Linked DNA regions of Homo sapiens: region 2 is linked to region 1. A link is an interaction called in ENCODE POLR2A ChIA-PET data of the cell type or tissue named here. Cell type or tissue: GM12878. All regions are shown on one strand. Links, peaks and the distances in the headings refer to the core of each region. The heading gives the core; the rest is flanking DNA.

What was found. Peaks named below come from ENCODE experiments on the same cell type or tissue, not always from the same donor. Only the 100,000 strongest peaks of a DNase experiment are listed, where the experiment ranks them.
Region 2: POLR2A ChIA-PET joins it to region 1 with 13 read pairs; 5 of 35 experiments call an interaction of 5 or more read pairs at or near these places.

Annotation. Positions count from the first base shown.
Region 1 is chr19:6,990,786-7,002,338 of GRCh38, reverse strand. It overlaps the pseudogene ADGRE4P. Among named protein-coding and RNA genes, the nearest start is that of MBD3L2B, 25 kb to the left of the region's middle. In GM12878, for the core only: no CTCF peak of the experiment used is centred there; no DNase peak of the experiment used is centred there.
Region 2 is chr19:7,063,245-7,074,797 of GRCh38, reverse strand. It overlaps ZNF557 (zinc finger protein 557), which reads right to left and starts at 5,095. Exons shown (of 8, transcript NM_024341.3): 1 at 5,025-5,095; 2 at 4,145-4,236. In GM12878, for the core only: a CTCF peak has its summit at 7,443; a DNase peak (open chromatin) is centred at 5,457; H3K4me3 peaks cover 1,808 bases; H3K27ac peaks cover 1,147 bases.

The DNA.
Region 1 (11,553 bases), core at 1,854-9,853:
GTCTCAAACTCCTGACCTCAAGTGATCTTACCTGCCTCAGCGTCCCAAAGTGCTGGGACTACAAGCATGAGCCCCCGTGCCCAGCTAATTTGAAGTTTATTTAATTTTTGCTCATAGAAAAGCTTTCCATCATCAGTTCAAAGTCATCTGGTTACCTCCTGACTTAACGTTTTTGTTTCATTGTGTCCAAAGTTATTATTGATCTTTTATGTGTAATACTCATCATGTTAGATCATAATCAGACAAGTTCCTTGTCTGATTTATCTCTGAAAGTGTATTACCTAGCAGGAGATTGGGGTCACTGATTGGGTTTATAATGTTTGTTGAATGAATACATCTGGGAAAGACCGTGTGTCAATCTACTGCACAGCAACAGAATGTTATTCTGACATTCTGTCTCCTGAAGAGACACTCTTGGTTTTTTTTTTTATATCACTCTTGGTTTTTTTTTTATACTTTAAGTTCTAGGGTACATGTGCACTCTTGGTTTTATAAATAACGTCATGGGCTGGATGCGGTGGCTCACTCCTGTAATCCCAGCACTTTGGGAGGCTGAGGCGGGTGGATCATGAGGTCAGGAGTTTGAGACAGCCTGGCCAACATGGTGAAACCCCATCTCTACTAAAAATACAAAAATTAGCCGGGGGTGGTGGCAAGCGCCTGTAGTCCCAGCTGCTTGGAAGGCTGAAGCGGAGAATCGCTTGAACCCGAGAGGGGGAGGTTGCAGTGAGCCAAGATCATGCCACTGCACTCCAGCCTGGGCGACAGAGCAAGACTCCGTCTCAAAAAAAAAAAAAAAAAAAAAAAAAAAGAAGCTACTACTGTCTTAAGATAAGATCTGGTCCTGTAAGATGCATAGAGTTATTTTCTATTGTCAGTTCTATTAGTTAAGAAGTTACAAAGCCCAGATACAAGGAGATAAGACATAGACTTCAGCTCTCCAGAAAAGAATGTCAGAAAGTGTGGGGACATGTTTTAATACCATCTCAGGCACCAAGCACACTTAGCATAAGAGGTTTGTTAGAAACAAAGGTGACAATATTATCTAAGGGCATAATTCCATTGGTGTCCAGTGAACTGGCAAGAAAGATCATACGTACGAGCCACTGAACATGACCTTTTAGGCATCAAGTCTGGGCTGCCATTCTGACAGAGCCCAGGTTCTAAGCTCTGATTCCTATATCCCATTCTTTCCAAGTGGACCACCTACGCCATATTTCCAGCCAATTCACATACTGAACACCACTATTTCAAGGCATGGGAAGTTTGCTGAGAAACAATTCCTCTTAAATGATTGGCAAAGGAGGAAGTGATATTTGTGTTTTGTGGTTCAGTTCCACATGTTGGTCAAAGAATGGTGTTTTCTTCTTTTCTTGAAATAAGGGTTTCCTCTTCTATGACAGTTGATAAGAAAGCTAGAATAAGCAGAATCAGGACCAAAGTGTGTATTAATTGGTGACATGGGGAGAAACAGCTGCCCACTCAAATGAGTTAAATGAGGAGGGTTTAATGAAAGGACTGTTTATTTAGGTGAGGGTAGGGCTAAGGGAAATCAACAGAGGATGGTGAGGCACCCTGGGATTAGCAATGTGGGTAATCCAATGGGATTGTGGGTGCCATTGCTAATGGCACCCTGGGATTAGCAATGTGGGAAGCCAACCACTCGTTGGCTTGAAGGCATGAAGGCAGGGAGCATTTATAAGAACCTGGAAAGGGCTTTAGCCTACAGCAGAAAAACCCAACCTCTGTCCAAATGTGCAATGCTGGCAGGGAAGAGGAAGCTAGAGAAGTAAACACCCCATCTCTAGCTGCATCAGCTGTCTTTTCTTCTTCCGGGGCTAACCCTGGTCAAATCCAGCTTCACAGCAGAGTACACAAGTGCCTCATGATCCAGAACATACAGGGAAACCTCTTAATGCACAGGGCCGGTTGCAGAAGGATGGAGAACAGGTGTTTCTCACAATTGCCCAAAGTGAATTGTTAAATGCTTGTTAAAGTTTGGGAAATGACCAGGCCATATCAAACGTTCCTAGACCGAACATTTGCTCCTTGGGTTTTGAAATGGGCTGGTTTCTCTGACGGTGACAGTGTACTGTACTGCTCTACCGAGGCAAGGTGAGATACCCAACGTAGAGATTGGAGAGGAAGGTCATCAACAGATTCTCCTATCCAACGGCTTCTGCTTTTGTTGTTTCTTAATTTGTTCATTGCAGCTCATGAGTCACGCTGCTGTCTGTATCCCTTTCTGGGACTTATTCAGATCCCTCAAGAGAGACACAGTCTGAATGGATTGGTCAGTCAATATTCAATATACAGAACTGTTTGAAGGTACACTTATCTTCTTGGCCATCTCATAAGTTGTTGTTTGCCATATGGACCAATCCATGTTCCAATCAGCTGTGGTTGGGAGGTAGAGTTAAATAATACCATGTCTGACAACAAGAGTGCAAATAACCTATTCCAGGACACCTTGGGAAGTGTCTCAGTTGGCCTTGGGTGTATAACAAACCATCCTCTCCCCATTGAATTTTTTTTTTCTTAAAATAACAACTATTTCATTTAATTCATGATTCTGTGGTCATTCTTCAGATCTGAGCTGGCTTGTTTGTTCCATTCATACGTGTTTATCAGTTGGTGGGTATGCTGGTTGAATAGATGATCTGACACGGCCTTACCCACACATGTGGTGATCGGCAGATTGGCAACCAAAGTGATGAATTATTGTCTATCAAGCCTTGGTTTCTTCAACATGGCCTCTTACACTCCAGCAGGCTAGCATTTTTTTTTTGCATCCTGTTAGCTGTTGTTTCATTGGCCAAAGCCAGTCACATGGCCAAGATTAGAGCCAGAGACTACACTTAAAGATAGAGAATTCTTCCATCCCATGGTGCAATCTATCGCGTGCAGAATTGGACTATGAGCACACAGAATGCTCAGAATTTCAGGGACTTCCTTTGGGTTTAGGCATTTCAGTTTTACATGCAGACAATTTTGTCTTCAGTACAGCTGACAATGGCAGGCTTAATCCGTCTTTCATTTGTCATTTAAAAGATGATGCAGCAGGCTGGGCGCGGTGGCTCACGTCTGTAATCCCAACACTTTGGGAGGCCGATGCAGGCGGATCACCTAAGGTTAGGAGTTCGAGACCAGCCTGGCCAACATGGAGGAAATCCCGTCTCTACTAAAAACACAAAAATTAGCTGGGCGTGGCGGTGTGTGCCTGTAATCCCAGCTACTGGGGAGGCTAAGGCAGGAGAATCGCTTGAACCCGGGAGGCAGAGGTTGCAGTGAGCCAAGATTGTGCCATTGCACTCCAGCCTGGGTGACAAGAGCAAAAGAAACTCCATCCCAAAAAAAAAAAAGATGATGCAGCAAACATTTTGAGTGGTACATGGAGGAGGTGATTACCAGCCCAGCTATCCAGCCATATCTATGTTATTATTTGCATAATTTATTGCATTTACTCATGAATTTATAAAAATAAATGGAAAACAGAAAGATGAAGGTGTTAACGTTAGGGATAATAAGACCACGTTTCATATATGTAATAAAATCAAGACAAGAAGTAAATTGCTTGATGTGTATTTGGACTTGCCAAATTAGGGCATATTTGCCATATTCATGCTGGATCTTACGAAGATTCTTCTTCTTTTTTTTTTTTTTTTTTTTTGAGATAGAATCTCGCTCTGTCGCCCAGCCTAGAGTGCAGTGGCGCAATCTCCGCTCACTGCAAGCTCCGCCGCCTCCCGGGTTCACGCCATTCTCCTGCCTCAGCCTCCTGAGTAGCTGGGACTACAGGCGCCCGCCACCATGCCCGGCTAATTTTTTGTATTTTTAGTAGAGATGGGGTTTCACCGCGTTAGCCAGGATGGTCTCGATCTCCTGACCTCGTGATCTGCCCGCCTCGGCCTCCCAAAGGGCTGGGATTACAGGCGTGAGTCACCGCGCCCGGCCACGAAGATTCTTCTAATACAAATGAGACAACAATTTCAGAATACCACCCTAATGAAACCGTTGAAAATCTTATCAGCCAAGTCTATCAGTGTAATTCTCTTCAATGGTACCATCCCAAAAACCAAGAATATGGATGAGTCATTTTCCCAAGTTGGTCAACTGGAATAGGAAATGAAGCAATACAAAGATATGCTGACTCCTTCCCACACTCTGGCCTTCAACTCTGGTAGTGAAAATTAAATTAAAAAGACCTCTTTGAAGTTGAACCCATATCCTTGGAAGTTGGCTTCACTCTCCATTATCCCTCTCCATTTCCCACTGATCACCATCACCATTTCCCCATTCATTTTCTGAGGCACTTTGATATGGTCCACCATGATAATGTACCACTTAAATTACGGCAGTGGAAAGAGAACTAATAGACCCTGCATTATGCAAACTCCCCAAACAACAACGCAGCCTCCGTGTCCACCCACAAGACTCCTTGAGAAACCGGAGCTCAAGATAAAGAGCGACGTACTTCCTCTTCTGTCAGTTCTGAAAAGCTACCAGACTCAGTGAGAGGCAAGGACTTTTCATCTTTAGGGTAAGTAGTATCTTCCTATAGAAAATAGGAAATATTTTACTTGTGATCATGAATCTAAGAAAAATATTCTGGTTCTGGAAACATTTTCAAGGAGGCCTCATTACATGTCCGGTTACTTTATTTCTTGAAAGCTGCTATGTCGGCTTCTATCTCACATTCATTTTTCCACTTCTGCTTGGGCAAGGAGTGTGTGTGTTGTTATGTGATACTCTGAAACCTGCTGGGATGCCTTATCACGCACAAAGAAGGGGGCAATGGTGTGGAAAGGGGCTTAAGGTGAACTAGAATGATCAAGATTCAAGAAGAGTCTAAGATGAACATAGCTTATAACGAACGTGTTATGAAAAACAAGGAAAACAAGATCTAAAAAGATGAGCGAGTTTCCTAAGTCTGTAGGGTGAATTAACAGCTTTTCCATACACCTGACACCCATAATGTACACATCAGCACATGTGTTTAAATGCCAGCCTCACAGTCATCATCATTATCATGGTGGAAGGGTTTTGTCCTTTATTCATGACCAAAGCAGAGGGATTTACATGTCAACTTTTTCAACCGGCTGGTTATGATCCACAGGAGGAGGCTGGTCCTCTTTAGTGGGTAACGACCACCATGGCACCACCTTAGTGGGTAACAACCAACAAGGCAACAAGCAGAAATGAAAACAACTATAATTATAAAATATCAGTCGCTGCAAACAGTGAGTTTCTTTGTGTGTGATCCTTGGCTCAGTTCTCTGTGTCTGCCTCTCTTTCTCTCTGATGTGAAATTCTTTTCTCACAATTGGTTATGGCCGAAAGTCCCCTACAAATCAGCATCTCTAGAGGCCTCGGCTGTTGTGAAAAATCTTACCACCTTTTTCCTTTCAAAATACTCACTTTAGTTAAACTTGTTTCAAATCAGGCCTCAGCAAAGAAATGCCCTTACCTGGACAGGGGTTCTTTTCATTGAGAATTTTCCAGTTATATTTTAGAGTGGACTTTTTGAAGGGTGGAGCAACATGACTCTAAAAAGAAGACAAATTTTGAAAGAGGAAAGGTATCCAGAAAGTAATCAAGTATAACTCCACCAATGGGACACAAGATTCCCGCAACAGAAATTGATTTCAGTGAAGTAGTATTGTCTACTGCAGAGATTGAAAGTGGTTGGTCTCCTGGTTCTGTATTTAAGGAAAAAGTGGGTGTGGGTGTCTCTAGATAGCCTTTGGTCTCCAGTTCCCCACAGTCCTTATTACGTCCCACCAATGGCCTTATGTATTTATGTCGCATGTCTAGATCTTGGTAGACACTGGAGTTTATGATCTTGGTGAGGTGGTTGTGCATGGGCTTTGGACTCAAGCTGACATTGTCCAAATCTTAGCTTTGTATTTTCCTAGCAGCACAATCTTAAGCAAATGATATCATTGTTTTGAACCTCAATTTCCTCATCTGAAGACTTAGGAGATAATTATAAGACCTACATCATGGCCGGGAGCGGTGCCTCACACGTGTAATCCCAGCACTTTGGGAGACCAAGGTGGGGGGATCACCTGAGGTTAGGAGTTCCAGACCAGCCTGGCCAACGTGGTGAAACCCCGTCTCTACTAAAAATACAAAAATTAGCCGGGCGTGGTGGTACACACCTGTAGTCCCAGCTACTCGGGAGGCTGAGGCAGGAGAATTGCTTGAGCCCGGGAGGCAGAGGTTGCAGTGAGCTGAGCTCGCACCACTGGGTGACAGAGAGAGACTCCGTTTCAAAAGAAACCTACATCACAAGATGGTTGTAGCTTTCAATAAGATAATAGCCACAGAGTTCTTAAGGCACTTGGCCCATAGTAGAAGTTCCGTAAGTGATTTTAGGAGGCAGTAATGGAAGGGGTGAGAGAAGCATCTGCAGCAAAATTTGACTTGCAAGAGGATTCCAGTGCATGATGTGCAGCTGCCTGCTTGGGAATAGGGGGTTCCATGGGATGGGTCTTCTTAGGCCACTACTGTGTTCCTGTGGGGACTTCACAGGACCCTCGTTAATTCTCATTACCACTGGGTAAAAGGTCAGTCCTTAGCATGCAAAGTTGTGATTACAATTGGCACCAGGGAAGGGACATGAGAGATCTCCATGACCGCTTTCATCACCATCATCAGCATCAGCATTACTGTCACTTCCACCATCCTTGCCACCATCACCACAACCATGCAGTCCCTCTTCGCTATTACCATCACTGCCATCACCACCACTGTCATCACCGTCACTATCAGCACCACCATCACTATCGTCATCGTCACCACCATCACCGTTACTACCACTGGCATCACCACCACCAAGACCATCATCATCACCATCACCACTATCACCATTACCACCATCACCATTAGTACCACCATCACCATTGCCACCATTCCTATCACTACCATCACCATTATTACCACCACCATCACCATTGACACCATCACCACCATCACCCTGATTACTACCATCACCCTTGCCACCATCACTGTCACCACCATCACCATCACCACCATCACTGTCACCACCATCACCATCACCACCACTTTTGCCACCATCACTATCACCATTACTATCATGTCCACCATCATAACCACTGTCAGTACCATCACCACCACTGCCACCTTCATCACTACCTCCACCATCATTATGATCTCCACTCCCATCACTACCATCACCATCATGACCACTACTATCACATCCACCACGACCACCACCACCACTACCACCATCATCATCCTTCCCACTTCTCTTCACAGGTAGCTTTATTCAGGACTTACCATGTGCCGGCAGGTCTGAAGGGTCATCTCACTGAATCAGCATGAAACTGTAAAATATGTGCTCTTTCTTAGCTACGTTTTGCAGACGAGAGGCTTGGAGGTAAAGTCACAACCTCAGGGCCACTTAACTAGTAGTTGTAGATTTGGGATTCAAACCCAGGTTTGCCTGTGCACCAAATTCTAAAGCCATCTGACAGTGTATGGCCAGCAAGTAACTGTGCGTGAAGCATGGAGGGAGAACTGTCACATAAACACACAGGCAGCCCCAACAGATTCCAAACTCAGAGATCAAAGCAGCATGAATATATCAAAGCAGGAGTATAGACCTCCCAAGAAGAGTTTTTAAAGTAATTTTGTGGCCGGGTGCGGTGGCTCACGCCTGTAATCCCAACACTTTGGGATAATGAGGTGGGTGGATCACTTGAGGTCAGGAGTTCGAGACCTGCCTGGCCAACATGGTGAAACCCGTTCTCTACTAAAAATACAAAAATTAGCTGGGTTTGATGGTAAGTGCCTGTAATCCCAGCTGCTTGGGAGGCTGAGGCAGGAGAATTGCTTGAACCTGGGAGGTGGAGGTTGCGGTGAGCCAAGATTGCACCACTGTACTCCAGCCTGGGTGACACAGTGAGACCCTGGCTCAAATAATAATAATAATAATAATAATTATTATTATTATTATTATTTTGTTTCCTCTTTTATTAAAACGCTTCATTATATTATTTTTATTGCTAAGGCAATGTACATAATTTAGAATTACAGCTGAAAAAAGAGAAATTTAAAATCACTCATACTGACATTCTTCTATTAACATTTAAGATTCTCTTACATGTAATATACTTTCTTTATAACCTACATTTTGTATTGATACATAATAGTGGCACATATTTATGAGTTACATATGATATATTTTGATACATGCATACAATGTGTAATGACAGAATAATATAACCTCCTTTTGCTCCTAATGCTACGTCATAATCACTTTCTATGGTTGTTTATTTATTTATTTATTTTGAGACAGAGTCTCGCTCTGTCACCCAGGCTGGAATGCAGTGGTTTGATCTCAGCTCACTGCAGCCTCCACCTCTTAGGTTCAAGTGATTCTCATGTCTCAGCCTCCCAAGTAGCTGGGATTACAGGCACTCACCACATTGCCCGGATAATTTTGTGTTTTTAATAGAGACGGTGTTTCACCATGTTGGTCAGGCTGGTCTCAAACTCCTGACCTCAAGTGATCTGCCCGCCTCTGCCCTCCAAAGTGCTGGGATTATAGGTGTGACCCACCGTGCCCGGCCCTATGTTGTTCTAATAGCCTCCTACAACATTATTTTTGCATGTGATATCAGATTGTTTGCATTACACGTAATTGTTGTTTTCCTTCCTGCTTACATTTTGTGAAACTTTTCTGCAAACTACTTAAAGCATCTTCTCCATCAGTGCCTCCCTCATCATTGGCAGCGCCTTTGAAAGGCTTCACAGATCTGCAGAGCACAATATCTTTGCTAATGTGCACTGGAGGTTTTATCTTAAACCCCAATTGGCCACCGACATTACCTTAGGAGAGTGCTTTCTGCATTTTAAATTGATATCCATAGGCCAACGCTTACTAAAATGATCCTTAAAGTCTTCTTTGAAAGACTCATTTAGGCCTGGCTTGGTGGCTCACGCCTATAATCCCAGCACTTTCGGAGGCCCAGGTGGGTGGATCACCTGAGGTCAGGAGTTCAAGACCAGCCTGACCAACACGGTGAAACCCTGTCTCTACTTAAAAAATACAAAAATTAGCCAGGCGTAGTGGCGGGAGCCTGTAATCCCAGCTACTCGAGAGGCTGAGACAGGAGAATTGCTTGAACCCAGGAGGCGGAGTTTGCAGTGAGAAGAGATAACGCTATTGCACTCCAGCCTGGGCGACACGGTAAGAAAGGCTCATTTATAGTAATGTCTAGTACTTCCACTATTTTCTCTGTTAGAAATGATTTATGTTTTGAACAGAAAAGATCTTCACTTGGCTCAAGATTCAAAAGATAGAAGAGGGTAAACTGAAAAGTCTCCTTGCCTCGGCTTCCCAGCCACTTGCTTTCTTTCTCTCTTTTTAAAATATCTTGTTTTATTTTCGGCTGAGCGCAGTGGCTCACGCCTGTAATCCCAGCATTTTGGGATTGGGAGGCTGAGGAGGGCCAGCCTGGCCAACATGGCGAAACCCTGTCTCTACTAAAAACACAAAAAATTAGCCAGGCGTGGTGGCAGGTGCCTGTTATCCCAGCTGCTGGGGAGGCTGAGGTAGGAGAACCGCTTGAACCCGGGAGGCGGAGGTTGCAGTGAGCCGAGATAGGGCCATTGCACTCCAGTCTGGGCGACAGAGTGAGACTCCGTCTCAAAATAAATAAATAAATAAATAAATAAATTTTACTTTATTTTAAGTTCCAAGATATATGTGCAGGACGTGCGAGTTTGTTACATAGGTAAACATGTGCCATGGTGGTTTGCTGCACCTATCAATCCATCACCTAGGTATTAAGCCTCGCATACATTTGTTTTCAAAAGCAACCGATGCTATGAGTTTCTTAGGTACCTTCCAGGAATATTTTATGCAAATACAAAATTATCATACATATATACATGCATTTGATGCATTTATATGTTTGTACATTTGTATGTATGATTTTGTATATACACATATAAATACACATACATGCATATATGGATAATTGTATATAGAATGCTAACATTTTCCTAAAACAGATAGTAACCTTTTATATAAATATATATTAAATATATATTTAATATTTATTAATATATTAATGTATTAATGTATTATATTAATATATTAATGTATTAATGTATTATATTAATATATCAATGTATTAATGTATTATATTAATATATCAATATATTAATGTATTATATTAATATATCAATATATTAATGTATTATATTAATATATCAATGTATTATATTGATTTAGTATATTAATATATTGATGTATTACATTAACATATTATATTAATATATTAATTTTATTATATATTAATAATATATTATATATTAATAATATATTATATATTATATTATTTTCACCATGTTGACCAGGCTGGTCTTTAACTCCTGACCTCAGGTGATCCGCCCACCTCGTTCTCCCAAAGTGCTGGGATTAAAGGTGTGAGCCACTGTTCCCGGCCTATATTGTGTATTTCAAAATGGCTGAAAGAGTAGATTTTAAAAGTTCTCATACCGAAAAATGATAGGTATGTGAGGTGATACATACGTTAATTGTCTTGATATAATCATTCCACAATGTCAGCCGGGGGCGGTGGCTCACGCCTGTAATCCCAGCACTTTGGGAGGCCGAGGCGGGTGGATCACAAGGTCAGGAGATCGAGACCATCCTGGCTAACATGGTGAAACCCTGTCTCTACTAAAAATACAAAAAATTAGCCGGGCGTGGTGGCGGGCGCCTGTAGTCCCAGCTACTCGGGAGGCTGAGGCAGGAGAATGGTGTGAACCCGGGAGGCGGAGCTTGCAGTGAGCCGAGATCGCGCCACTGCCCTCCAGCCTGGGCGACAGAGCCAGACTCAATCTCAAAAAAAAAAAAAAAATCATTCCACAATGTCAAAACATATTATAGCCCATAAGCATATATAATTATTTATGAATTTAAAAATTAAATATAAACAAATCAATGACAGCAATGTAAAAAAAAAATAATAATAAATAAATAAAAAGTGAGTAGTTTGTCCTGTGGAGTTTTGCAGTCTTGATCTTGCCGACTGCGATAGAACAGGATTTTAAATTCCAGCCTTATATTTCCTCAGATGCATCCGTTTTTTTTAGCATTTGTTGGGTGATAAACTTGTTCCCTATAACCAAATACGCTAAGATCATCCTCGCAGGGTGTTTTCCTTGAGAGAGTTACCCAGAGGCAGAATTATTGGGTCAAACGAGAGGGAGAGATTAAAGGGTTTTTTTTGTTTGTTGGTTGGTTTGTTGGTTTGTTGGTTTCGAGATGGAGTCTTGCTCTGTCGCCCGGGCTGGAGTGCGGTGATGCGATCTCGGCTCACTGCTACCTCTGCCTCCTGGTTTCAAGCAATTCTCCTGCCTCAGCCTTACATTTTGATAAGCACTGGCCACGGGGCTTCTGAACTTGGGACCATCAGAAATTGGATTTCATGAGGTTTATTTGTTCCAGGCATTCTGACCACGTCCTGCTTCAGAGAGATTGTTCCCGGCGTCTCAGTGCTATGGGGAGCAGGT
Region 2 (11,553 bases), core at 1,200-9,199, 73 kb before region 1:
CCCCTCCAGTCCGTGCCCTGCCTCGGTCACCCCCCTCCAGCCCGTGCCCTGCCTCGGTCACCCCCTCTCCAGCCTGTGATCTGCCTTGACCACCCCCTCCTCCTGGTTTCCACCTCACCCAGCTCAGATGTCACTACCCCTCATTTCAGTTGATTTCCTCCTCCCCACTCCCCACTCTCATGCCAGCCCAGCAGAGCTCCAGCCATTTTCTATCAGAGACCCTAGGTTCCTGCAACTTCTAAGAATCGATCTGTAAGATACACAAATGTAAAAGTTGTGTAAGATTATTCACTGTGGCATTACAGTGCACCCATTAAAAAAAAAAGAGAGAAGATCTCTAGATATCAATAGAGGTTATTATCGTCAGTAAATTTAAGGGGAAAAAAAAGTACCAAATAGCATATATGGAATGTTTCCTTTTTTATGAGAAAAGAAGGGCTGTGTGTGTGTGTGTGTGTGTGTGTGTATATACACACAAAGATGAAAGCGGCTGGCCAGGCGCGGTGGCTCCTGTCTATAATCCCAGCACTTTGGGAGGCCGAGGCGGGCGGATCACGAGGTCAGGAGATCGAGACGATCCTGGCTAACATGGTGAAACCCCATCTCTACTAAAAAAATAAAAATAAAAAATTAGCTGGGCGTGATGGCACACACCTGGAATCCCAGCTATTTGGGAGGCTGAGGCAGGAGAATGGCGTGAACCTGGGAGGCAGAGCTTGTAGTGAGCCGGGATTGCACCATTGCACTCCAGCCTGGGCAACAGAGCAACACTCCATTTGGAAAAAAAAAAAAAAAGTGGTCAAGGGTGTGTGTGGGAGGGGTTGGTGGGGGCGGGGGCAGGCGCTGTCTGCAGTTAGAGACTTGTAAGAGTTTGGGCCAGGTAGACAAAACAGAGCTGTAGAGGGTGGACGGTGCTGGCTATTCATGGAAGGCAGGGCCACTCAGTCTCTCTAGGAATTTGTATTGAGATGTAGCATTCAGGCCCTGGCTTCCTTCTAGATCTCTTGCCCAGGGAATTTATCCTGGGTGACCCCCATACCCCCAATCTCCGGGGAGAGAAGGATTGGGAGAGGACTGAATGGAGAGCCATTCCCCACAGGCCAGTTGTTCGCTGGTACTTGGAGCCAAGCAGAGATGGGAGGCTCTTTCCCATTCCTGCCTGCAGCCTCACAGCCCCCACCCTCCAGTTAATATAGCTGCCAAGTGTCTCTGACATCTGGTCTCTGTGGTGTTAACAGAACCCCCAAAATTCACATATACATGTGAAAAGTTTATATATTTGTACTTATATGTAAAAGCCTGAAAGTTTTAGTATTATGACATGCAAGAAAATCTGTATTATAGCCAGGCACAGTGGCTCACGCCTGCAATCCCAGCACTTTGGGAGGCCGAGGTGGGCGGATCACCTGAGGTCAGCAGTTCAAGAACAGCCTGGCCAAGTTGGTGAAACCTTGTCTCTACTAAAAATATATTTAAAAAATTAGCTGGGCATGGTGGTGGGTGCCTGTAATCCCAGCTACTTGGGAGGATGAGGCAGGAGAATCGCTTGAACCCAGGAGGCAGAGGTTGCAGTGAGACCAGATCATGCCACTGCACTCTAGCCTGGGTGAGAGTAAGACTCCATCTCAAAAAAAAAAAAACAAAAAAAACCAAAAAAACAAATATCTGTATTATTTCTCTACAGTTCCATGTATTTATACTTGTTTGTGAGTGGGCTCTTCCAGCAGCTGTGTTGCACAAACGGTAGAGAAGAGAACTCTGCACAGGTGAGCCCCTGGTGGGTCGCCCCCTCTTCCCTCCCAAGTCCAAACCAGGCATAGCATTTCCTCACCCAGTTATTCCTCTCAAATCCCTTCTGCAGCCCTAGGGTCCCGACGTTGACCCCTCATTCACGTTTTATTGATACCTGCCCCCAGCTGGGTGCTGGAGATGGAGGGGAGGAAGATCCCTGTCATCTAAGAACTGGCTTTCTGGGAGCAGGACACACACACAGACCTGCTGCTGCATTTCAGAGTGATATGTGATATGGCAGAGGGGCACATGGCATCCAACCCAGGATCTGGGAAGAAGGGGACTGGGAAGCCTTGGAAGGAAAAACACTAAGAACATTTGAATTGAGTCTTGAGAGTCGAGGTAGGGTCTTGCTCAGTGGAAAGTGCACGTGCAGAGGCAGGAAAGCAAGCTGCTTAGGAAGCCAAGTTCACAGTTTGGAGCATGTGGACAAATAAGGGGCCAGAGTGCACGGGAAAGGTTGTATTTTGAAAGGTATTATAAAGAGTGGTGAGGAGTTTGAACATGAGAGGCAGTGGAGAGCCAGCAAAGGCTTTTCAGGCAGGCGAGTGACTAAAGCAAATTTATCTTTATGTATTTATTTTGAGACAGTCTTGCTCTGTCACCCAGGCTGGAGTACAATGGTGAGATCTCGGCTCACTGCAACCTCCGCCTCCTGGGTTCAAGCAATTCTGTCTGCCTCAGCCTCCCGAGTAGCTGGGATCATAGGTGCCCACCACCATGCCCAGCTAATTTTTGTATTTTTAGTAGAGACAGTGTTTTGCCATGTTGGCCAGGCTGGTCTCGAACTCCTGACCTCAGGCGATCTGCCCACCTCAGCCTCCCAAAGTGGTGGGATTACAGGTGTGAGCCACTGTGCCTGGCTGTATTTTTTTTTTTTTTTTTTTTTTTGAGACGGAGTCTCGCTCTGTCACCCAGGCTGGAGTGCACTGGCATGATCTCGGCTCACTGCAAGCTCCACCTCCCGGGTTTATGCCATTCCCTTGCCTCAGCCTCCCGAGTAGCTGGGACTACAGGCGCCTGCCACCACGCCCGGGTAATCTTTTTTTTTTTTTTTGTATTTTTAGTACAGACGGGGTTTCACCACGTTAGCCAGGATGGTCTCGATCTCCTGACCTCGTGATCTGCCTGCCTTGGCCTCCCGAAGTGCTGGGATTACAGGCGTGAGCCACCATGCCCAGCTTTTTTTTTTTTTTTTTTTTTTTTTGAGATGCAGTCTTGCTCTGTTGCCCAGGCTGAAGTGCAGCGGTGCCATCTTGGCTCACTGCAGTCTCCGCCTCCCAGGCTCAAGAGAGTCACCACACCCAGCTAATTTATATATTTTTAGTACAGACGGGGTTTCACCCTGTTGGCCAGGCTGGTCTTGAACTCCTGACCTCAGGTGATCCACCTACCTCGGCCTCCCAAAGTTCTGGGATTACAGACAGGCTTGAGCCACTGCTCCTGGCCACAAATTATCTTTTACAATAGCCGTTCTGGCTTCATTGCAATGGACAGATGGGAAGAGACTAGAACAATGCCGCCCAGCAGGGCTTTCTGGGATGATGGAAATGATCTTAATCTTTGCTGTTCAATAGGGGCATTAACCACATGTCGCTGTCAAGCACTTGAAATGTGGTTAGTGCGACTGAGAAGCTGAATTTAAAATTTTATGGAATCTTAATTGGTCTACATTTAAATTAAAACAACCGCATGGACCAGCAGCTACCTTATTATACAGCATAAGTCTACAGGCTGGCAGGCCTGTTAGGAAAAGAAAAAAATAAAAGAAAAATTGAGATGTCTTGGAAGGTTGAAAAAAAAACTTTTAAATAGTGTTTACATGTTTTGTGTACTGATTTGCATATAGCTGTATTTACTGACTTATTTTGACACACATTATCACACACCCCTTAGTATCCTTCTCTTGAATATAAGGCATCAAACAAATAATTTTTAAGATACCCTCACTCGTGGCTCACACCTGTAATCCCAGCACTTTAGGAGGCCGAGGTGGGTGGATCACCTGAAGTCAGGAGTTCGAGACCAGCCTGGCCAACATGGCAACACCCCATCTTTACTAAAAATACAAAAATTAGCTGGGCGTGGTGGTGCACCCTTGTCATTCCAGCTACTTGGGAGGCTGAGGCAGGAGAACTGCTTGAACCTGGGAGGCAGATGTTGCAATGAGCTGAGATCGCACCACTGCACTCCAGGCTGGGCAACGGAGTGAGACTCTGTCTCAAAAAAAAAAAAAAAAATACCCTCACTGTTAGTGAGTCCTTGTGTTTACAACCTGAACACAGGAAAAATCCATTCACAGGTTTTCTACACAGTGGAGTCTTGCAACTTGCAGGTTCTACACGGTACCTACCTGATCATACAGAAGTCCACGGATCAGTGAGGATAGGTGAAACTTGAGGCTGGTTTCAACACAAATCTGAGCTTGAATTATACTTTTTTCGTCTAAATAAAAAGGGCACAAAAATCGCTTATGAGGCCTTTTGTAGGGAGTAATATGTACGTATAGTAAAATGTATTTACTGAGACTAATACAGTTGTTGCATAGAAAGACCACCCCATTCACTTAAAAAAAATTGATTTAAAGAATAAGAACCCAGGCTACTGGCTGTGCCTGAATTCACCAGATTCCTATCCAGCCATCTGGTCCCTAAAATGGGACAAGAAGCTTAAAGCTGTTTTCATCTGACTTGCTTAACTCATTTGGCTGGAGATTGTATGGTGACTCCAGATGCTTTAAATTCGTCACTTTAGGCCTTATAAGTGGACTCGGCTGAATTCTAAATAATTTCTACAGTGTATTCAGGACTGCAGAGATTTTAATGCCCTCCAGCAGGGTTTCCCAACCTGGGCACTAATGACATTTGGGGCTGGATGAGTCTTTGCTGGCGGCGGCTGCTTTACGCGCTGCAGGATGCTGAGCTGCTAGCATCCCTGGCCTCCACCCTCTAGATTACAGTAGTAGCACAGTCCCTCCTACCCTCCATTTTGTGACATCCCAAACCGTCTCCAACTATAGCCAAAAGTCCCCTGGGGCGCAGAATCGCCCCGGGTGAGGGCGACAGGGTGAGGACGACAGAGTGAGGATGACAGGGGCGCGGGGCCCGGACACCGGAGGAAACAGCAGCTTCGGGCTTAACTGAGCGCACAGCCCGAGGCCTCAGGGGCGGAAACCCGGCTCCCGGGAGGGACGCAGGCCCGCGGCTGGGGCCCCTCTCTGGACTCGGACTCACGGAATGAAGCACCTCTCGCGGAGACCGAAAGATTCTCCCAGACGCTGCAAGCGCGGCTCTTCTCACAAGACACAAGCGCGCTTCCGCTTCCGGTCTCCGGCTAGCCACACTGCACCTCCGCTTCCGGCTCCAGCTGGTCCCAGCCCAAAATGCGGCGTGTCAGGACCCCCGGGTTCAGGCTGCAGGTGCAGCAGCCGCGCACCCCAGCCTCCGGCTGAGGTGTTCTAGTTTGCTTAGTTATTAATAGAACCAGGTTGGGCCCTGGCTAGGGACAGCCGCGGAGGCAGGGTCGTCCTGGCGCGGGTCTGTGGCAGGGTTGGGGGCGGAACTAGCTCTTGAGCGGGGCTGTGGGCGGTACCAGGCCTGGAGGCGGGCCTGAGTGTTGACGGGGACCAGTTCCGGGGGCGGGGACCAACTCTGGAGCGGGGCTGTGGGCGGTACCAGGCCTGGAGGCAGGGCTGAGTGTGGGTGGAGATCAGCTCCGGGGGTGGGGAGAAGTTCTGGGGCGGGACCGTGGGCGGTACCAGGCATGGGGGCGGGGCTGTCAGGACAGAGACTAAGTTCCGGGGCGAGGTTGTGGGCGGGCATTAGGTTTGATGGGCGGATCTTGCTGTGGGTTAATACCAGGTTTGGTGGGCGAGTATGTGGACAAGATAAGGCAGTGGTGGGGCATGGAATGGGGTTGAGCTAGTAGGCTGAGAGGACAAGACTTGGTGGAGGTCAGTTTTTGGGTGTAGGGCTTTTTGTGGATTTTAAAACTGTTCAGGTAGCAGGATGCAAAATGAACTCTTTAAAGTTTTCTTCAGTCATTTCTCCACATTCACCGCCTGTTAAAATGATATAGCCACACATTTAGGGCGTGTGTGTGTGTGTGTGTGTGTGTGGCTTTTCGTTTGTTTGTTTTGAGACAGGGTCTCACTCTGTGGCCCAGGCTGGAGTGCAGTGGTGCAATCATAGCTCACTGCAGCCTCGACCTCCTGAGCTCAAGCCATCCTTCCACCCGGGCCTCCCACACTACCAAGCCTGACTATTTTTGTATTTGTTTGTAGAGAGGAGGTCTGTGTTGCCCAGGATGGTCTAGAACTCATGGCCTCAAGTCATACCCCACTTCGGCCTCCCAAAGTGCTGAGATTACAGGTGTGAGCCACACCACACCCAGCCTTTTTGTGTGATTTTGAGCTTCCTAATTTCTTTCAAAAATGGGATCATGTATGCATATTTCTCCCATCCAGAGGGGGACGAGGGGAGGGAGGACTAGGGAGGGATGTCTCCAAGTGAAAGCCAAAGCTGATTAATTGTCTAGTGCACATCTGGATCTACTGAAAAGAGAACTACATTTCTGGTGGAGAAAATAGGTGTTGGATTCATAGGAAGAAATAAAAAAGGAAATTTTAAAATTTAAGAGATCAAAAGAAAAAATGAGAAAAAATTATTAATGACATACTACTTGTTACATGTCTGGCTAAGGTTTAGATGCTACAAATGGTAAATATTGATGTCATAAAATGATAAACATTGAATTTTGATTTATCCAGATTCCTTAAATGATTATGTTTGGTGAGGAAAATTAGTTTTACAGTACGTAAGAGTTATGTGCTAATTGTTTCGGAGAAGAAAGTAATTCAATATAGTTTAAAGCTGATAAATGAAAAAGCAGTATAAATACCTAACTTACAAATATGTAATTACTATCAGAAAAAAAAAAAAGTTGCTTCTAGGAGCCAGGCTACAGGGTGAGGAAGGGAGCTTTTCGTTGTGAAAATTAAGATGTTATTTGAGATCTATGTGTGAACACATACAGCCTGAATTTGTATGCAAAAGGAATCGCTAAACTCTAGGGAAAAAATGTGAATATGATTCACTTTACAACAATGGAATGTATTTGAAGACTCTGGAATTCAAGAATTAAAAGGAAAAAAAACCAAAAACCCTATGGCCATCCTAGTGGACAAATGAATGGGACATTACTTTCCAACCTGCCTGGTAATAAACAGTTTTACATACATTATCCCTAAATATTTTCACAGAGACCTATAAGGAAGGTGTTACTATCTATCACTATTTATAGATGAGGAAACATATGGTGATCTGTGTGCTAAATTTTTCATATTTCATTGTGGGCAACAAGCCATCCAGGTGCCGAGGCAAGAGACCGAGGGCATGAGCTGTTCCAGTATAATAAAATATATAAAATAAGAATAGTTATACTAGATACAGATCATAGATATGATTATATGTGAATAGCATTAATCATTAGTTTGTAGCAATTACTCTTTATTCCAATATTATAATAATCCTAACTCTACAATCATAACCTAGGAAAAACCAGGCCATACAGAGATAGGAGCTGAGGGGACATAGTAAGAAGTGACCAGAAGACGAGTGCGAGCCTTCTGTTATACCCGGACAGGGCCACTAGAGGCCTCCTTGGTCTAGCGGTAACGCCAGCGGCTGGGAAGACGCCTGTTGCCAAGCGGACCTTGGTCTAGCGGTAGTGTCAGTATCAAGGAAGAACACCCGCTACTTAGCAGACGGGGCAAGGGAGTCTCCCTTTCCCCAGGGGAGTTTAGAGAAGACTCTACTCCTCCACCTCTTGTGGAGGGCCTGACATCAATCAGGCTCGCCTGCAGTTATCTGGAGGCCTAACGGTCTCCCTGTGATGCTGTGCTTCAGTGGTCACACTCCTGGTCCTCTTTCATGTTCCATCCTGTACACCTGGCTCTGCCTTCTAGATAGCAGTGGCAAAATTAGTGAAAGTACTAAAAGTCTCCGATATGCAGAAATAATGGCGTAAACTGTCTCTCTCTCTCCCTCTCTCTCTCTGCCTCGGCTGCCAGGCAGGGAAGGGCCCCCTGTCCAGTGGACACGTGACCCACGTGACCTTACCTATCATTGGAGATGGCTCACACTCCTTACCCTGCTCCTTTTTCTTATATCCAATAAATATCAGCACAGCCTGGCATTCAGGGCCTCTACCAGTCTCTGCATCTTGGTGGTAGTGGTCCCCCAGTCCCAGCTGTCTTTTCTTTTATCTCTTTGTCTTTATTTCTACAATCTCTTGTCTCCACACACAGGGAGAAAAACCCACTGACCCTGTGGGGTTGGCCCCTACATTTCATAGTTCTTAATGTTGTTTTATTTAAAAGTTTTTAATTAGATTTTTAAAATTAATAAAATAATATATGCTCATTCTCACAAATATGGAGTATGTAAAACACAATTCAAAACTCCCTTTCCCGGGTGTGGTGGCTCATGCCTGTAATCACAGCACTTTGGGAGGCAGAGGTGGGTGGATCACTTGAGGTCAGGAGCTCGAAACCAGCCTGGCCAACATGATGAAACCCTGTCTCTACTAAAATTACAAAACAAATTAGCCGGGTGTGGTGCCTGTAATCTCAGCTACTCGGGAGGCTCAGGCAGGAGAATTGCTTGAACCTGGGAGGCAGAGGTTGCAGTGAGCCGAGATCACGCCATTGCACTCCAGACTGGGCAACAAGAGTGAAACTCCATCTCAAAAAAAAAAATTAAAGTAAAAAATAAGATAAAACTCCCTTTCCCTTCTCTAATTTGACTTTGAGGTGACCATTACTATAGTCCTTGCTCTACAAAAAATTAAACTTAAGACATGTAATAATATAATTTACTACATAAATACTAGAAAAAGCATTTTATCACAATATATATTCCTATATTGAGAGTTTTAAAATAGTTTTTAAAAATACTATAATACTATATACTAATTATTCTGGAGATTACTTTAAAAAATTAACAGACCATGGACTTTTTTCCAGGTAGATATGAGTGTTTAGCCAAGTCTTAAATAAGTGGTATGATATTCCAATTAATTGCTGTACCAAAATTTATTTAATCACTCATCTACTAACACATAGTCATATTATGTAGTCTTTTTTTTTTTTTAATTTTTTAAAAAGAGGCAGGGTTTTACCATGTTGCTCAGGTTGGTCTTGAACTTCTGACCTCAGGTGATCCACCTGCGTCGGCCTCCCAAAGTGCTGGGATTACAGGCGTGAGCCAGTGGACCCAGCCGAATAAATCAGATTTAATATCTAGACAGAGATGGATGCATACCTATAAAAATTTATAACCTATAAAAATTAATGTTAGAAAGTTTAATTTACCATCTAATTTCTAATTTTACTAACAGTAATAATATATATATTTTTGAGACAGGATCTCTCACTCTGCTGCTCAGGCTGGAGTGCAGTGGCTCCATCATGGCTCACTGTAGCCTCGAATTTCTGGGCTCAAGTGATCCTTCTGCCTCAGCCTCCTGAAGAGCTAGGACTACAGGTGCACACCACCACATCTGGCTAATTTAAAACATTTTTGTAGACATAGGGTCTTGCTATGTTATCCAGCTGGTCTTGAACTCCTAGCCTCAAGTGATCTGCTCACCTCGACCTCCTGAGTAGGTGAGATTACAGGTGTATGCCACCATGCCCAGCTAATTTTTCATTTTTTTCTTTTTCTTTTCTTTTTTATGGAGACAGGCTCTTGCTATTTTGCCTAGGCTGGTTTTGAACTCCTGGCCTCAAGCAATCTTCCTGCCTTGGCCTCCCAAAGTGCTGGGATTACAGGCATGAGCCACCACTGCTCCTGACCTGGTCCTTGTACTTTGAAAAGGGCATGACATGAATGAATATATTTAGTACCTCGATTGTGGTGGTGGCACCATAAGTGTGTGCATATGTCCAAACCCATCAAAATGTATACATTTATTATTTATTTTTATTTTTGAGACCAAGTCTCCTCTGTCACCCAGGCTGGAGTGCAGTGGCAGAATTTGATGGGCAAGCTCCACAATTCTTCCACCTTGCGATCCAGCAAGTAGGAAAAAAAAAAAAAAGGTCAATCCAGAATTTACTAAAGTAAAAGTCTTCTGTGTATTGGAAAGGGTTCACTGTCTTGAGGAAGTGTTGGAAACCAGAGATTTCTCTCTTTTGGTGTGAAAGGCAGAAGTAAATTCTTTAGTAAATTTTCTCTTTGTATCTCTAGCATCTGACAGTCATTGGTCTCTGGTTTTTTTGTTTTGTTTTGGTTTTTTGTTTGTTTGTAATGGCGCCGTCTCAGCTCACCACAACCTCCGCCTTCCGGGTTCAAGCGATTCTCCTGCCTCAGCCTCCCAAGTAGCTGGGATTACAGGCCTGCACCACCACGCCCGCTAATTTTGTATTTTTAGTAGAGACGGGATTTCTCTATGTTGGTCAGGCTGGTCTCAAACTCCCGACTTCAGGTGATCTGCCCGCCTTGGCCTCCCAAATTGCTGGGATTATAGGTGTGAGCCTGGTCTCTGGATGCCCCTGAGAAAGTCATATTCTAGGATGGGGTACTTCTCTGTGTTGCGGAATTCCTGGCGTCCTGTAATCCTGATGTTTCCAGTAAGGCACACAGCTATGAACTGTCAGCAGTCAGTATTCTCAGCAGCTGGGGGATGGAGGCATTGGCCATGGACAGGACTCTGGGTCGAGACTCACAGCATCCACTGCACGTTCTGTTTTATTCCCATCCTTGCTATTGTTAATAATGTTGACTGGGCACACACATGTAATCTCAGCAGTTTGGGAGGCCAGGGCGGGAGGATCACTTGGGGCCAACAGTTTGAGGCCAGGCTGGGCAACATAGTGAGACCCCATCTCTACCAAAAAAACCCAAAATACAAAAATTAGCCAGGTGTGGTGGCATGCGCCTGTAGTCACAGTTCCTTGGGAGGCTGAGGCAGGAAGATCACCTGAGCTCAGGAGGTTAAGACTACAGTGAGCCATGATCATACCACATGCCACTGCACTCCAGCCTGGGCAACATTGTGAGACCCCTTCTCAACAACAACAAAATTAGCTAGGTGTGGTGGCATGCATCTGTAGTCCCAGTTCCTTATGAGGCTGAGGCGGGAGGATCACCTGAGCCAGGAGGTCGAGACATCAGTGAGCCGTGATTGTACCACTGCACTCCAACCTGGTTGACAGAGTGAGACCTTCTTTCCAAAATAATAATAATAATCATCAGCATCATCACCATCATGATCATTTCATGATACAGGGAATTCCCTAAGGTCTGTTTATAACTCTGTTATAACTCTCATGGATATGTAAGCTCAGTGTCCACCTTTCCATTCGATGAGATGTAAGAGAGTGGCATTAGGGGAGACCCAAATATTTCTCTGTAGAATTCCCAAACTCCTTACCCGTGGGCTTCTGTAGCACCCCAGAAGAGCTCCAATCTTGGTTGAAGATACTGACGTGGTACCTGGCATGACGGCAACAGTTTTGTTCTGTGTCTGGCAGTTGTATTTAGGGATAGTCTGTCTCCCTGCAGAGAGCCACAGAAGGGAGCTCTCCAAGATCCTTAGGACACTGGGAAAGGCATCCCACAGATGGAAACCCAGAGACAGTTTGGGGAGCACATGGAGATTCTTGTTTATCTCTCTCTATAATAATATATATAAACACATAATGTAATTATATAATATAAATTAAATACACATTATATATTATATAAATTACATATATTT